Regions from separate parts of the Homo sapiens genome. Here region 1 is linked to region 2. Evidence: chromatin loops called from intact Hi-C (ENCODE). Cell type or tissue: Caco-2. All regions are shown on one strand. Links, peaks and the distances in the headings refer to the core of each region. The heading gives the core; the rest is flanking DNA.

Evidence for each region. Peaks named below come from ENCODE experiments on the same cell type or tissue, not always from the same donor. Only the 100,000 strongest peaks of a DNase experiment are listed, where the experiment ranks them.
Region 1: it touches region 2 in a loop (8-fold over the local background); 1 of 110 quality-filtered maps calls a loop at or near these places.

Annotation. Positions count from the first base shown.
Region 1 is chr14:49,013,106-49,021,675 of GRCh38, reverse strand. All of the region lies in intron 4 of LOC105378178 (a long non-coding RNA gene), which reads left to right. Among named protein-coding and RNA genes, the nearest start is that of RPS29, 570 kb to the left of the region's middle. In Caco-2, for the core only: no CTCF peak of the experiment used is centred there; no DNase peak of the experiment used is centred there.
Region 2 is chr14:48,958,971-48,967,540 of GRCh38, reverse strand. All of the region lies in intron 4 of LOC105378178 (a long non-coding RNA gene), which reads left to right. Among named protein-coding and RNA genes, the nearest start is that of RPS29, 620 kb to the left of the region's middle. In Caco-2, for the core only: no CTCF peak of the experiment used is centred there; a DNase peak (open chromatin) is centred at 4,130.

The sequences.
Region 1 (8,570 bases), core at 444-8,443, 54 kb before region 2:
ATTCACATTTCCCAAGTATTGAAATCCCTGAAAGAGTATTGGCATGCAAATTTGGTCACAAACTCTTTATAGAAAAGGGGGCATAGGCAGTGATTTTTAAAACTTACTTTGATAATCTGACAAGAGAATGGGGCTGCCCTTGTTCACCATAAATCACATAGTCAAACTCTTACTCCACTATGTTTTATTGTATATTAACCAATTCATTTCTAGTCATCTCCTAAGGAGAATTACAGCTCCCTTTAGATAACGTAAACTAGTGCCCAGATGTGAAATTGTGTAATGAAACACTGCCTGAACTTTGAGTGTTGAAGACCATTTTTTTAACAATCAAAACCTCAGGGACCACAACATAATGATGTTTTTATTGCTGACAAACTGACACGAGGGACTCAGAATTACAGAGAAGCAACATTTCAAGAATCAAAAAGCATTTTCACAGCACATTAGGGCTTTGATATGTTCCCGAGTTATAGAATACAAGTTTTGGAGCTTTTCAAACTTCCTTGAATGAGGTGCTTCCTTCCAAATGCCAGCCTTTTTTAGGAGGTGAAAGCTGGAAATCTTGTCTGAAGGGGCGCTTATAAGTGTATAATGGTGACTTAAGATGGAAACAGCTATTTTGACCTTTCTACTTTTTCTGTTGGCTAAAAACCAGAAACAGCAAGAGTAAACTTTTACTTTTTCATGTGTTTTGAAATAACAAAAAATTCTTGCACTTTCAGAGTTGTTTAATAAAAACAAAGAAAATGAACATATAAAACCAAATGATGTAAAATGGCCTTAATTAAATTGAAAGTTGAAGCATATCACATAATTTTTGATATTTTGGACTTACAGAATTAAACTAGTAGAAAATAACTAATTTTCTAACTTGAATTTTCAAAACCAAGGAAAATTGAGAGGCAGTCAGTGTGCAGAGGCAGTCGTTGGCAAAAATTCATTTTTTATTCTTATAATCTCAATTCTATTAATTATTGAAGGAAATCGCATCTTCAGAGCTCAAAGCATAGTGTTAGAATATTTCCCAACATTGAAGAAAATCTGATTGTCCTTGACAAAATAAGTTATTAGGTTAAAGATATTGAATTGCCATTTTTGTGCTATTTAGATCCATCCCAAGCAAGGATCTAAAATGAGTGTGAGCACACATGGAAAGCTTAAAAAAGAAAAAAGTACAATCATTATATACATTTAATGAACACCATTTTAATGTTCTAAGAAGGATAAGGGAGGCAGTCACTCTTGGTAAACTAAACAATTTAAGGAAAAATGGTCCTTGAAGAATTATTGATAGTTCATAGGAAGTTTGTGAACTTATTGCAGGAGTGAAATTGGGTATGGGAAATAGGACTGTATTGTTTTCTGTTGCTGTGTAACAAGTGAACACAAAGGTGGTTGAAATAACACAAACTTACTAGTTCACAGCTCTCTAGGTCAGAAGCCCAGGTGGGCTCACCTGGGCTCTTGGCTTACAAGGTCAAAAACAAGGTGTCGGCTCTTGTCTGGAAGCTCTAAGGAAAAATCTGCTCTCAAGCCCATTCAAGTGTTGGCACATCTAGTTGCTTGTGTTTGTGGGTCTGAGTCCCTCTGTCCTTGCTGTCTGTCAGGGGTGTGCCCTCAGCTCCTTGTGGACCCTCCAATTTCAAAGCAGCAAGTGTGCATCGAGCCCTACTCATGCATATCTGAGACTTCCTCTTCTAGCTTCCTGTCTGCTACCAGCCAGAGAAGTGTCTTTTCCTCTGAAGTCTCCTGTGATTAGATCAGGCCCACTTGAATGATCTCTCTTTTGTAAGGTAAACTGTGCCACATAATATAACCTTGAAGTGATGTCACATTCACAGGTCTGGTGATTAGAGTATGGAATCTTAGGGGCCTCTCATAGAAATTTTGCCTTACCACAATGCTTTTGTAATATTGAGTGGGTGCAGAAGGCTAACTTAAATTTAGCTGCCTGTCTTTGCCTCTTTGCTTTTCTTCCCATTCAGTCAGATTGTCTGGCTTCTTTGTACCACCTCAGAGTAGAGTGGTTGTTGCATACAAAGCAGAAGTAGTCTGTGGTTTTTTCTGGCATTTGCTTTGAAAATTTAAGCCTAAGGAAGGTAGAAGTTGCCAGCTATTAAAAAAAAAATCCAAAACAAAACAAAACAACAAAACTATTTTGTTCCCAAACAAAGGTAGTAGAATTCCCCCTCCTTTTAGAGATGCCCAGCTGAGGAAAGATGAATGTGATGCAAGCAGAGAGGTCTGATTCCCAGTGTGCAGTTATAGGGAGAGCAAGATCCTTGTTCTGGAACTGCTGCTAGATTGCTAGGCAAAGTAGTTTGTAGTCAGCCTCGTGAAGGGCTTTCTCAGGTGTGTCACAGAAACACCTGCCAGTCACAAATTTCAAGGGAACTTTAAGAACTGGGACAGTAAATATCTCAGTGACAATCTGTGTGGACTGATGATGTAGAACCTTCTTCTCTACTGTTTTTTTTTTAGGAAGCCCCCTAGATCAGCTCTTGAAACTGTAGCTTGACCTAATAATAAAAGACCTCAAGAAATACAGGTCAAATACAGAATCAAATTATTTCAGAAAATAAAGTTATACATCTTGTGTGCCTGGGTATATGGACTGGGATTCTTACATGCTACCTTCTCTTCTCCCCACAGTTTCTTCGTCTAACCTCCTCCTACTCCTTATTAACACAAAAGGGGCAAAGTCTTGTTTACAAACCCTACAGGACCCCTGGCATCAGGAGAAATAAAGTGCTAGATGGTCTATTCTGTAGAGCTATCAAAGCTAATGAGATACAAGACTTCGAGTTATGTGCTCCAGAAAGGTTGAACAATGCAGAAACCATTGACTTTGGGCTGTATCCTGCAGTACTGGTCCGGTACTATCTTCTTGGCTCAAAGATGAAGGCAGCATGTCTATCTTGGGATTCTAGGATAAAAGTAACAGTATGGTATATAGCTGGAGTACATTTGTATGTACTAGAAGATGTTCACTGGTCCTGCTTTTTGCCTTTGGAATCTCACCAATCCTGTATTATAGGCTAAGTTACGTTGCAATAGGAAAACTCTACAAATCTTGGTGGATTACAAAAACAAAAATTTACTTCTTGCTTATACTGCTTATTTATCCTTAATGAACTGTCACTCTGTGCTGTGACAACTTCATTGCAGGATCCAGACTGAAGAAGTAGCCCCTACCTGGGTCATACCAATCTCACGACAGGGCACAAGAGAACATGACACTTAAAGCTTATCTTTGGAAGTGGTATATCTCGTTGTTTTTATTTTAATGGCCAAGTGTGACACATAAAGGCTGATATCAATAGGGTGGAGGTGGATAATTCTCTCATGAGGAGAGGCGTAATCATTTAAAAATATGTATATAATCTCCCATAAGTACTATTCCTCCAAAAGCCACTAATATTTATTTCTAACCCATTCTCTGTAGTGATTTTTATATTCTGAATTGAAACTGTTATGTCTATTTTTCCTTCTACAATAAAAATAAAATTCTCCCTATTTTTTTCTAATTTGCAATATCACATATTTATGTTTCAGACATTTTTTGTTTTACTATTTGGAGCTTAAAACACACCAAACAAAGTATTTTGGGGTTGTGCCAATTTCTCTCTCTGTGACATTCTTGGGTGCTCCCTTTCCTGGAAGTTGTCAATTACCCCAGTGCCACCTGGATCAGGATGCTGGTGCAGTTTCTAATGACTGCAGTAACTGGAGACTCTAAGCTTCTTGGGCCTATTATTTTTATTTGCTTAATTTTTCTATTTCATATCACACTTGCAAATTTGAAATTTGCAATAGTGAATCAAGATATAGAAAGAGTATACTCATATGTAGAGCAGGCAGGCAGGCAAGACACACCTTTGTAAAGACTACCCTTTACAATAATGAAGAGTAAGGAAAAGAAGAGATTAGAAAAAGGAATGTATTGGTAGCTTATGCCTTGTGTCTGTCTCTGTTCACGGTTTATTAAGTAACCAGCATGAATGTGGGCTCTGTGAGATTCGGTCTTACGTAATAAGACAGAGTTCATTGGTCCCTGTCGAGGTTAATGAGCTCATAACTTCATCATTCGTTTTGTTTTACTTTGTTGATAATATCTTCACAATCTTAATGATTCACATAATTGCACAGACATTAAAAATTAATTTCAACTCAGAAATCTTGAGATACACAATAACTGCACATATATCTGAGGGGAAGTTTTGCTCAGAAGAGAATTATTTCAGCTCTGAGACACTAGGGGATGAATATGAACAGCCACAGAAAAAGTATAGGAAAATGAAAAATGGACTAATAGTATAAGTTATGGACAGAAGAATTCTGTCTATACCATGTATCAAAAATCATCAGGTAATGAGTTTGAGGCTGTTATTTGAGGTTTATCCAAAGTCTCTTTACTATATGTATTCTTTGTTATCTTTTTAATGTTTGGTTTTTTTTTTCACTCACATATTGTGTGACTTCCAACATTTTATTTTCATTTTATTTTCATTGTTCAGTTTAAGAAAGCAGAAATAAATATGGCACAAATTTCTAACACATTTTTTTCTTGTTAGAAAAAAACAAGAACAAGGAATGATTTATGATTTTATTTTTATTATAGAAAAATTTAGTCTCAGTTCCGCCTGGCAGCACCAGAATCTGAGAATCTTACTGTTAGTAGAAAATGGGGGAAGATGATGTTCCCATATTCCAAGGTCATAATGGGGTTTTGAAATTTTGTAGCTTTTTGTTTGTGAGCGGCGCACAGGGTACAAGGAGCATTGAGTTGCCTGGAACCCAATGGCCAAGGATCCCACGTCCTTGGGCACATAGTGTGGCCATGTTTGTCCTTTTCTTGAGGGCACTTTCCCTAAGTGCTGTGAGTCTGACTCTTCCTCTCCTTTTCTAATCTTATCTCCCATATCTCCCATCTCTTTTTCTAGTCTGGTGAAAATCAGTATTCCTTTGTAGTTGCTTAAGATGCACTCCTTTCATTTTTGCCTTCAAAGGCACTATTTTCTGCACAGCAGAGAAGCTATTGACATAGAAGCTGCTGTGTTCATGTGATCCGCATGTTGCTAACACTCTGAGTGGATCTAGGATGTTTCATGTGTAAATTATATGTCTGGTTCTTCTCTTTTCAATGAGTGAATGACCCTACTTTGTCATATAATAAATATTTCTTGTAGGTGTCATAGACGAAACTACTCTAGAAATTGAATGCCACATGATTCCACACCAACACATGAATCAAACAGTATGTCTTGCTTTTTTTACACTTGAGCTCTGAAGAAACCAGACTGTCTGTCTGCATTCCAATAGATGTTCTACCTTTGTTGACACAGTTTTCATCTTTTAGCACCAGCTTTGACAGTCTTTTCCCGGAATAACAGAATTCAGGGAGTTCCCATTGCTTAAGTATTTTTTTTGTTGTCAGTTGTTAACTAATTGATTCCTCCTTCATGTCTTGACTTTGCAAACCATCTAAGCTTGATTGTATGTCTTAATAGAATTGTCTTGGTGCTGTAACCAGTATTTTTTAGTGTATTTCTGAAAAGCTAAAGTAATGATTAGTATTATATAATTTTTGTGGTTTCAAAAATGACAGTTAATGGTGGTGCATTTTGGGTAAATAGAACTTCAAGTGCACATTATCAGGAGTCCGGTAATATTGGTGACAGGGAAGTCCGAAGGGCATAATGAGGTTTATGCTTCTGTGTAAAATGTGGGAGGTTAATAAGATGTTGCTTTTGTGAGGCACTGGGAAGTTAGATTGCTGAATGACACGAGCATTGGTAAGAATTAGGTCTGTACCACGGGCCAGTGACTGAGGGCAGGCATGTGAACAGTACATTTTATAATCAGTAAAATATAACATGTTATGCATATGAACTTTGGCACATATTTCAATTATGAATGAAGGCAACAAACCACTCTGTAGGAGCACCTGTGACTTTATCATCAATAGAAATCACAGATGTTTTTATATCACATCACAGTTGTTGCAGATACTTCAAAATATCGTTTACACTCACTATTTTAAAATTATAGGTGTTATTAGATATACTATTACCTCTTATGATTTAATGTGCTATAAAAGAAGCATATATATTACTATATGACAATAAAAATTTGATACTTGTACTTAATTGGTTTTCTTTGTAATGCTATTTATTTTACTTCGTGCATTTAAAAACATTATTCTGAGGAGAGGTCTGTGGCACAAAAGATTAGAAGCCTCTATTTTGATTGGTGACCTTGTTCTTGCTAAGCTACCAATAAATACACTCCTTTTTCTAATCCCTTCTTTTCCTTACTGTTCATTATTGTACAGGGTGGTCTTTACAAAGGTGTGTCTTGCTTGCCTGCCTGCTCTACTCATAAGTATACTCATAAGTATACTCTTTCTATATCTTGATTCACTATTGCAAATTTCAAAATTGCAAGTGTGATATGAAATAGAAAAATTAAGCAAATAAAAATAATAGGCCCAAGAAGCTTAGAGTGACATTTCTGAGATCTAGGATGCTACATAACAATGGCCAAATCAGAATACAGTTCAAAATATCTAGTGTGTTTATCCAATTACAGATATCTTTTGGATTTACAGCTATTTATGCATTTTGCAAACCTTTCTAAGAGAGAGTTGCTTGAGGATAAGGAACCTAATTTGTTCAACATTATATTCTTGCAAAAATCCTGAAATTTAGTAGGCATTCCATTAATGTTTCTTGAATTCTAAGTGAGAAACAAATGCAGTTTTGCAGAGAGATGGAGAATATGCATAGAGCTTCAATTATTGTGGCTAACATCCTCTGGATGTTGCTGCCCACCATTTTTTCTGTAACAATGGAGTCACTAGAGACATGTAAAAGAAAATGTACTTCTGCAATTAAAGCAACAGTCACCTACAAAATAAACATGGTTGTATAGCTACGTTGGAATGTTATTGAAGCTCTCATAGTTACGACATCAATGGAAATAAATTGGTTCCACACTAGGTCAACAGCTGTTTTAAAGCAGCAGCTGCTTTTCCCTGAGATTACAGATACTGTTTTTAGTATACAGTGTCAGAACATAATTTTATTAATTTGAATGACGTGACATCACCTTTGGAATGAAATAGATACCAACAGATTTAAGATGACATATGTTTCTCTTTTTTTCTTTTGTAGCTGTATATTTTATTCCAATTACAAATACACTTAAGAGATGTAGGGAAAATGGACAATTTTGTACTATAAAAGCCAATGAATATTTGCAAGAAACAAATGGTACTTGTAATAATGATTTTTAAGTATTAGCTGTTTCTTGGTGTACATACAATACAATTGATGAAAGATAAAAATATTCTTCCCCATACTATCCAACAATCTTGATCTTCATTTTTATTTTCATTGCATTCATAAACTTGTAAGATAGTATACATTTTATTTATTTTATTATATATATTGTGGATTGTCTGTCCCCACCTAGTAAAATTTGAGCTCCTTCCGGGCAGGAATTTTGTTAACGGATACATCCTAATGATCTAAAATGATGCTTGGCACAAAGTAGGCATTTAGAAAATGTTTGTTGAAAAAAATGAATGCCTACATAACTATAAAAAATATAAAAAAATTTAACATGTGTCTTTGTCAACTTTCCAGTTTCAGATTTATCTCTAAATCTTCTGTAGTCAGTCATGCCCTGGTAGCTTAACATCACTTCCTGGACACTTTTGAGTAACTTTAATTGCTAACTATAAAGTTTAAATTTAAGATACGTTATAACTCTATTAATGATGACTGTGGCCTAAAGCAACATAGGGAATTTCCCTTGGGCTGGTTGGGATCTATTCACTAGTAGTAGTGTAAGTGTGTCACTCTCTTAAAGATTTTGTAGAATTTATGAAATGTTAATATTGATATCTATCAATTTCCTATAGAAATGTTAAGGATGAACCAGAGAATTAGTATTAAGCTTGAGCCTTTCAGGAAAATAATCAAGAACTAATTCTGAAGATTTGCGTCGTAGTAGTTGAGCACAGCTTTTCAACCACTGTAGAAATTCAGACATTGAGTATTTAGACAGTTAGTTAAGTAACAGGGTAGAAGGGAAGTTTGTAAAATGAAGCTTTGGTTTTGCCTTCTAAAGATTAGTGGTTTGAAATTATTTTCTCCTTCTTAGATATTGAAATGACTTTTTAATTTTCTCAATTCCTATCTTAATTTCTAATTTTTTATTTAATAATTCATATTCTCAACCGTGAGTATTCTTCCATATGTTGAAAAAAAGAAAAAAATTGGTTTCTAGAATGGAACATAAAACGACCATTGGATTATTTATTGGCAGGTGGAGATGTCATTTGAAATAAAATATGGGGCAGATAGTCATGAAGCATCTGAATCAATGCACTTACTCCCAGTTACTTTGTGAGCAGCCGCTAACTGTGCACTCCTCAGGAAAGACATGAGACATCCTTAGACTACAGAACCATACTGGCTTCATTTGATTATTTGAAAAATCTTTGCTCTTAGAAAGGAGATAAAAATCAAGTATGGTTTTTTCCTCATGGCAATAAAACA
Region 2 (8,570 bases), core at 206-8,205:
AGAAAATATGTTTTAGAAAAACACAGCTCTGAATGCTGTATTTCAAGAGGCAAAATTCAGTATTTTAGGAGTTAAAAAGACCTGGTTTTGAACATTAAAGTTTACTGGGCTGTGATAATTTTTTTTTTATGTTTGGTGAAATTCAACCTTTAGCAGAATGATATAGCAGCTCTAAATTGTCTAAATTCCCTGACACACAGACTTACACTAAAATACCAATTTTTATCTCAATATTTTAAAAAGTTATTGAAGTAAATTAAACAAGTGCTTAAGTAAGCAAGCATATCTGGCGCCATCCATTCTACTTTACAATAATATGATTTCTGGAGATTTTTGACATTTAACGAGGGGTCTGCAGATACCTGTGACACAGGACAATTTTTCTACCATAAACATTCTAAAAGATAAGATTATGATAACTTTTATAAATGTGGCAATATTTTAGTCACATCTTCAAATGTAAACACAGATTCATGGTCCCCCTGAAATATACATTGCTTTTTACAAATCCTATTGTATAATGTGTTATGTGAAAAAAGGCAGTCATTTGTTCCCATTTCTGGGAAGCTTCTCTGTAGAAAATTAAAAGCAAATGTAGCTTTGTTTTAGGTGCCAAGATTTTCAAGATTGTTAAGAAGATTTACAGTTCTTAAAGCTTTGTTTTTTCCTTATTTTATACCTTGTATTTGAATGACTCCTATGGAGCCAAGTGCTGTTCTTAAAGGTTTACAGGAATAAACTCCTTTAATTCTCCCTATAATCTTATGAGATAGGCACTACAATTTTCATCCTTTTACAATTAGAGAAACTAAGGCACACCCATGGAATAATCTGCCCAATTTACACAGCTTATATGTGAGGAGCCAGGGTTTGAACCCCTGCAGTCATCCTAGGCAATGTCACCTCCCCTAGAGGATGGGAAATTTTCTTCTGACTCTGTGATGTGTTGCTGAGATGACGACTGCATGTGATTTGAGGGGCCACTACAATCTGGCTTGCCATTGCTTGTCCTGCAGAGTTATTGAGCACAGACTTGTCAGAGGACCTGGATTAACACAGGGGAACAAGGAAGGCTTCCTAGAATAATCTTATTGGAAGAAACTTATTGGTAGAAGGCATTATACAAAATAGGACTAAACATGCAATGAATTTAGAGAAAAAAGACCAGTGAGGGAAAATAGGGAGGAAGCTGGTTGAGATTAAGAAAGCCGCCAGACAGCTCTGGGAGGCTGACCTTGAATGAAAGAGAGGGGAAGGAAGGAAGAAGGACTGGAGGGAAGTGTATGGGACTGTCGAGCAGTTCTATGAAGAGTTTAGAAGGCCACTGGGGAGTCGTTAAGGCAAAGTCAACCTTTGGAGGAATCCTACATCTCCTGGGAATGGGTCTCCTTTAATATCCCTGCCACACTCAATCTCTGGCTGGGAGCAACCCACACAATCCCTGATGTGAGAGCAACCCAGTCACTGGCTGAGAGCAGCGGCCTTGGTGCAAACATGGTGGTGGATTTCACAGCACAGTAGCTGAGGACGTTGCTCAATTATACTCCCTGCCCCCAGAATCTGAGAGGCTCATTCTCATGGCTGGTGTGTCCCCCAATACTCCCACTCCACCTCTAGAATAATTCCTAATCTGAGGTTATGTAGCTCTCATCTGAACTCTTTCCCAAGAATTACCTATATCATGGTATTAGCATCAGGTCTACCCCTGAAATCTGAAGAGCCTGGTGCAAGAATAGACAGTGGCCCACACATCCTATTCTTAGCTGACAAATGCACATTCATGATAACCTGGAAAGCCTGATTCAAATGTAGAATTCTCAGACGTCCCAAGTTTTCAGGCAGAACTTGATGGCACAGGGAAAGAGCTATCTTTACTCCTGTCCCACTCCTTTTGCCATCTCCAGCTATATGCTTCACCTCAAGGAGCCTCCTAGGCATGCATATGAACACTGCAGCCCACACATTCATGCCCATTCATAGCATCCTCTCTTCTGCTTGGGTCTAAGGGGTAGGCCCTGCTCATTACAACATGATGTACCTGATAATTTATTTAACTGTATCCTTCACTAGATTATAATGCCTACGAGGGCAGTGCTCAGACTCTTCACCTACAGAAGCTGTGAGATAATAAATGTGTGTTGTTTTAAGCTGCCAAAAACAGCTGCTAAGTTTGTGGTAATATTTTCATGCAGCAATGGATTACTAATATAGGCAGAAACTGTATTAATTTGTTGATATAACACTTAGTGTGCAAATATATATTTCCTAAAGAAATGAATGAATTCATCAATTGTTTATTTTGTATTCACTCGGTATGAAGAGTTGTTTTAAGAGTGTGCAACACAAGCAAAGGCAAGAGGAAAAATCCTATTAAACCAAGAGGTACAGGAGATTAACCATGGAGCTACTGCTAGGAGCAGGTAGCAAAATATGGATGCTGCGTTTTCCAGCAGTGTAAAAAGATTGAAGCTAATGAGGTGTTTATTTGTAGAACATGAGTAAGTTTGAATATCTCGCCTGCTATTGCATTCTTCCTATTAGCCAAGTGTGAGGTGGAGAAAAAGAGAAACAAAACAAATAAAAAATCGACTAGACAAAAGGCTCTAGTTCCAGTGAGTTAATGCTGAATGTCTTCAGTTTTAGTAACTAGGAAGAGTGAACCTCCTAATATACTCCTAATATACCCCTAATATATTGGCTTTGTATGGCTGATCCTTGGTATCTATTCACCTGGAGCATCTTTGCTATTGATACTTGAGAAAAATGAGCAGCCCTAAAGCTAAAAGCCCTCAGCTTTGAAGTTAGGATATTATTCCCCTCAAGGTGTCAACATGCTGAATGAAAGAATTGCTGCATAATATATTTATTTAGATGATTAAGAATTTCCTAAAGATTGATCTGAGTGCCTTATATTTTTATCTTTGACTTTGTTCCTAATCTGAGACATTCTCAAGCAATTATAAGGAAATGCCATGGTTTTATAGCCCAATTTGTGTACTGATCTCTCACAATTGAAGATGTTCAGTTGAAACCTTTGCAGTGGCAGCTGGGTCAAAAATCTGAACTCTGAATAACTGAAGTCAGTGTTCTCATGGGAAAGAGAAATGAAAATATACTTTTGTCAATGAAAGCAGAGAGAAAGAAAAACCCATTGCTTTCTAATGGCATGCTTGCTTTTTTGTAGATATCTGAAAATAACCTAGATATATTGGAAAATGGGGCTTTGACTCCCATTTTAAGTTCAAACATGATGCTCATGGTATCAATTTCAAGGCATTTATTGTGTCAATTTTATGAAGGAGAATGATACCAACTATGCCTTAAATGATAGTAATGATCCACTTATTCAGAGGTGGAATTTCTGACAACCTCTACCCTTGAAAACTCAGCCCAAACTTAGAAGTAAGAAAAAAAAACAGCCTCTTAGGCTGACATAGCGGTTACAAAGGCATGCACTTAACTTCTCGGGCCAGGACTTCTTATTGACTTTCCTTTAATACTCAATTTTAACAAGCTCGGTTATATGGTTATCCAGCTCATAACAGGCAAGAAACTAGAAACTAGAAAAGAGGCAGATCTGGAGGTAGCCTTCAAAATAGCAGTGATAGTTGATAGCCTGATGGGAAAGGCAGAAACAGTAAAACTAAAAGGCATTTGCTTACAACCCAGGCCAATAAGCAGCATACATTATTCAGAAAATGCACAATTATGTTCAGCATCCCCTCTTTAGGAAGTAAATAAGTCACGTGTAGCAGTGTAATACTTTGATATTAAGCTGTGTATTTTTCCAATTCCTTCTAACTCTTCACTTCTTATCATCGAAACAGCAGTGAAAGTTATCTATATTGCTCTGCTATGCAGGGCTGAGATGATACAGAAAGAAAAGAGTAAATTCTAGGCTTTTGAGCTCTTGTGCATACTTTTGTATATCTATAGCATAGATAAAAGTCTTAAAAGCTACAGCTTTCAATTGAAGGAACCAGAAACTCAGGTCAGAAAATTAGATTTCATGAATTCCAGAAGCTTGCCTTTAAATAGTAAGGCCTGAAGCCTGGGAGATTCAGAGCATAGAATTTGGACCTTAACCCCTAGAGTGGGAGGAATGCCTGATGAGATAAATGCCATTTCCTGGTCAGAGAGGGCAACAGAATTAGAGGAGGATGTGACTGGAGCTTAGATACTGCCTGGGTCGTTGAGAAAGGCCCAGTGCCCCCTCCTACTTTGATAAGGGGTAGGGGGTAGTGATTAAAATCTTAGATCAATCTGGAGGGTCTGAAAGCAGCGCCTTTTGCTCCAGGGTATATTAAAGGAACACTGAGAGACTCTTAGATAAGGCACGTGTCCAATGGCACATGAGGATAGTCAGGAGCAATAGTTCAGTAGATCTCCCAGGTCATAAGTTCTTCAGGGTTCTCTAATGTAGTGGGGGAATCCATTGAAAAGAGTTCAGTGACCCTTCCCTTCAGCATCACTCCTCTGAAGTGGATGAGATGAGCCTGCACACTCGACATACTTTCTCCAGTCAGGAGGCCGCGTGTATAGCCCCGGCTGACATGGGCAGGGGCCAGCAGCAATGAGGATAACATAAAGGGCAAGAGGATAAGTGAGGTGCTGCACATGTTAATTAGCTTGGTAGAATCTTTCTGCAACATGCACATGTATGAAAACATCACATTGTGCCCTATAACTATATGCCATTATTATTTGTCAGTTAAAAATAAAAATTTAAAAAAGAAAAGGCGTTAAGTACAAGTGGTGATACACGCCTCTCCCCTGCATGCTCATCTTTCTCCGGAACCCATCAGATATTTGGTGAGAAGGAAAGGAAGAATGTGAAGAGAGAGAGTTCTGAATGGACTGAGCAGTTACTCAGAAGAGATGGAACTTTGACTGGAGAGACTAGGTTGCCTTTAATTGGCAAAGGTGGAGAACAATGGCTCATGTGCTAATGTAAATTTAATTATAAAGAAATAAAGAGCGTTGTAATTTTTGCACATCCAAGTATGTAGTCTAAAAATGTAAAAAGCATCTCATTTAAAATGGTTAAAATGAAAATGGAAAGTTTGGGCATGTAAACGAAAAGACTTCAGTTACAAGGGTTCACTTTTGTAGAACATCTCATCTCACAATGCCACTAACAGCAAAAAGGAAAACAAATCCTCCGTGTATGATATATAACAGCATTTGCCTTTTTATAGCATCCCACTCCTCCTTTTTTTGTGGCAAAGCCCCAAATACATTGCCCTTAAAGACTTTTAAGAGAACAGAAAGGCTTCCAGATGACAGAAGCCTGAAGCACGATGCTGTATGTGACGCGATTAGTGAGAATACTGATTGTGTCCTAGAAAGGAGGCAAGTTGTCATCCATTTTTCCCCTGAAGTTGCAAGGATATGCATCTCAGTTTATCGATTCCCAACGCATGCATATTCTAGAAAGGGAATGCATTTTCTTGGTTCCTCATAGTCCTCCCAACCCTCTTCCGCTCAGCAGCCATTTTCATACATGATTAACACTCAGATAGCATTTTCCACATTAACCTTGTGATGTCTGATAGGGAGGACAGAGATGGATACTGCCTTGCTGAAATGTGTACACATAATCCATAATGAATAACTGCAGCTCCTTGGTGACCATGACGGGCCATCACAAGCAAAGCGAGGTCCAAGTTGAGAAAGGCGCTGAGTCCTAAAGAGCACTATTTCACGATTTGGCTAAGCATGCAATTTAAAACACCGGCAAAGATCTTCCCTGTGTGGCCCAGCACAGGCCTCTGATTGCTGTACCCATTCTGATTTTCTCCCTAAGGAGACTCAGCTATAGCTGTCCTTAATATCCCTTTCCCCTGGGGCATTGACTTAGGTTACACTGAAGGCTGTCTTCAGAGAATTCCCTTTTCCAGTTGTTCTCTGTTGCGGGATATGGATCCTGCTCAGGTATCTTTGTGACCTTTTATATTCTACATGTTCCAACAGAACCCTGGAGGCAGGAAGGTTTGGAACCAAGGTTCTATAGCAAAATCTGTGGGGGTTTCAAATGGATGTGTTATAGAGGCTTGCATTACTTCTGGTGTCTCCCGGGGTTGGAAGACTAGCTTTGAAAAGCTAATCCTGAATGGACACACATTTATTTTTATTTTCCTAAAACAGGTGCAAATAGGACTACAATTAATTTCTTGGACTGATGTGACTTTTCCTCTATCCATGCCTCAATGTATAATGCCTCATGGGCAGTTGAATGTGCTTGTACTTTTACTAAATATTGCCAATGATATTTTCCTGTAGTAGGTTTTAAGGCTTAAGAGTAAGTGATAGTATTGCCTTTGCTGCCATGTGTGTGCTTTCATGCGTTTTGCATACTTATATGGAGACCTTCATGCATTACTGTCTATTGAGAGTTGAAGTCTTCCCTGAGGAAGGTGTTTTGTGGATGACAAATGTCTAATATATCCCTGAGTTTCCCAGTTCTTTGCTATGTCCATAATGGATTCAAATATAAATCAGAGCAGGAATCAAGTATGCTGTTATGTTATTAGTATTAATATGTTTATGTAGCATTGTCTCATTTCAATATTTCAAGAATGGTCCAGTGCTAGTTCTAATCCACGATTCACTACTAGTACCTTGTGTTACTTTATACAATGTCAAGTAAACTGTTTCTCATGAGCACTTAAATTTATGAATCACATTGGATTCTTGTGAAAATATAGACTGATACTTTAGGTCTTGGGGAAAGTCTGAGATTCTGCATTTCTAGCAAGTTCCCAGGTGATGCTGATGTTTCATGGACCACACTTTAGTAGTAAGGCTAAAGCAGGCATTGTTGTAAGAGAAGGATTGAGGAAACCGTAAATGTTCCATCTGTTTACATGCAGTATTCTTGCCTTATCTGTAGTAGGGGTTTAGTCTTTATTCCTCTCAACCTCTTCCTATAAAGTTGCTATTATCTTTATTGCATGGTACTTTATTGCATACTACAGTATGTAATAGGAATAGCTCCAATTTCAGCCCTCATTAATGCTGTAGTAAGGTAATAGGGTCCACATAAACTCGTTAGATCTGTATACAAATCTTTGCCTAGGCAAAGTTGGCCTGCCTTGGGATATTTTTGCTCTAATTCTTTTCTTCAACTGATCTGCCCATTGACAATAAGGCTCCTAAGGTCTTTGCCTAGCTTAACAAACAATTGCAAGTAAGAGTTTCAACTCCTCAAGAGCATAGGAGATAAAAGAATGAGCACATTCAGTTCATCAAGGACTTGTTGACTACCGTCTTTATACCAAACTCCATAAGTACCAGGGCTGAAAAGATAAATGAAATATAAGAGATATGACCATATTTATATAACCCTTCAAATTCATATTGTTTATATTGATAAATGACGCATGTATTTACCCAACTCTTAATTAAAGTTACATCTGGCAATAATTTTTATGTGATATTCTATAGAACAACAACTGTAGGAGTAACATCCCTAAAAACAAATATTAGTCCTCAGCCTCATTAAGTGTGTTTCCTCTATTAATCACTCATGGACCACTGAATTTCAGGTTCAATAATTTAACTCAGTACATGAGTTAACCCAGATTTTTTCCTCTTCAGGTAAAGTGAACCTGTTCCCTTTCTCTAAAACTAGGTTTAAATTTATTGACAATTATCTAGTGTGTGTACATGTGTTTATGTATAGTTCAATATGCACATTTGGGGAATACCATAACACCACGGCATACATGGAGTCAAATAAACCCAAAAATTAAGAAAATGAGGGAGAGAAAAAGTTGTACAAAGTTTGAAATTAACTCACTTGTTTTCTACAGATTAGTCCTTCATGATATATTTGGTAAACTTACCAATATTTTCTAATAATATCTACAGTGTTGACAGCTGCTTTGAAGAAAAACTGAAATTGGTATAACTGATGTGTTCTTTTCAAAGAAGCCTTTCTAAATTGAATTCAGTTTCAGTAGAATGTTCTTAATTACTTCCATAGGCAAATCTCTGCTAGATGCTTCTTTATAGAGGAGAAAACACAGGTTCTCTGCTCCAAAAGTGCAAAATTCAGTGATAAAATTACTTTAAGGCAAAATGGAGTAAAGAAGAGGATTTAACAATATGTTATGGGATTCCACAGAGATGGATAGGATATAGCCAGAACTGGGATTGGAATGGTTGATCTGGTAAATTGCATAGAATTCTAATGGGAAGTTTAGGTAAAGAAAGATAGGAAATGATGAGGTCTTGAATCAGGTTGGTGAGAGAGAAAATAGAGGTAAGAAAAGTGAAACAAATTCCTGAGTAAGAATCTACAAGTCTTAGGAATTTATTGAATGTAAGCAGGGAGAAGATATGATTCCAAGATTTCATGTAAGAATGCTTGGATGGATGTTGCTACAATTACAGAATAAAAAAAAAATCAAGAGGAAAAACCAGTTAATTGAAGAGTGTAGAAAGATAATTTAAGGTAGAATTTAAGTTTTTTGGGGGATTGGGCAGAGAAGAGTAGAACGTAGCAGGTGTCAAGCAGGTAGACTTTACAGTTCTTGAGGGCAGTACCTCCAGTGCCACAAATGTAG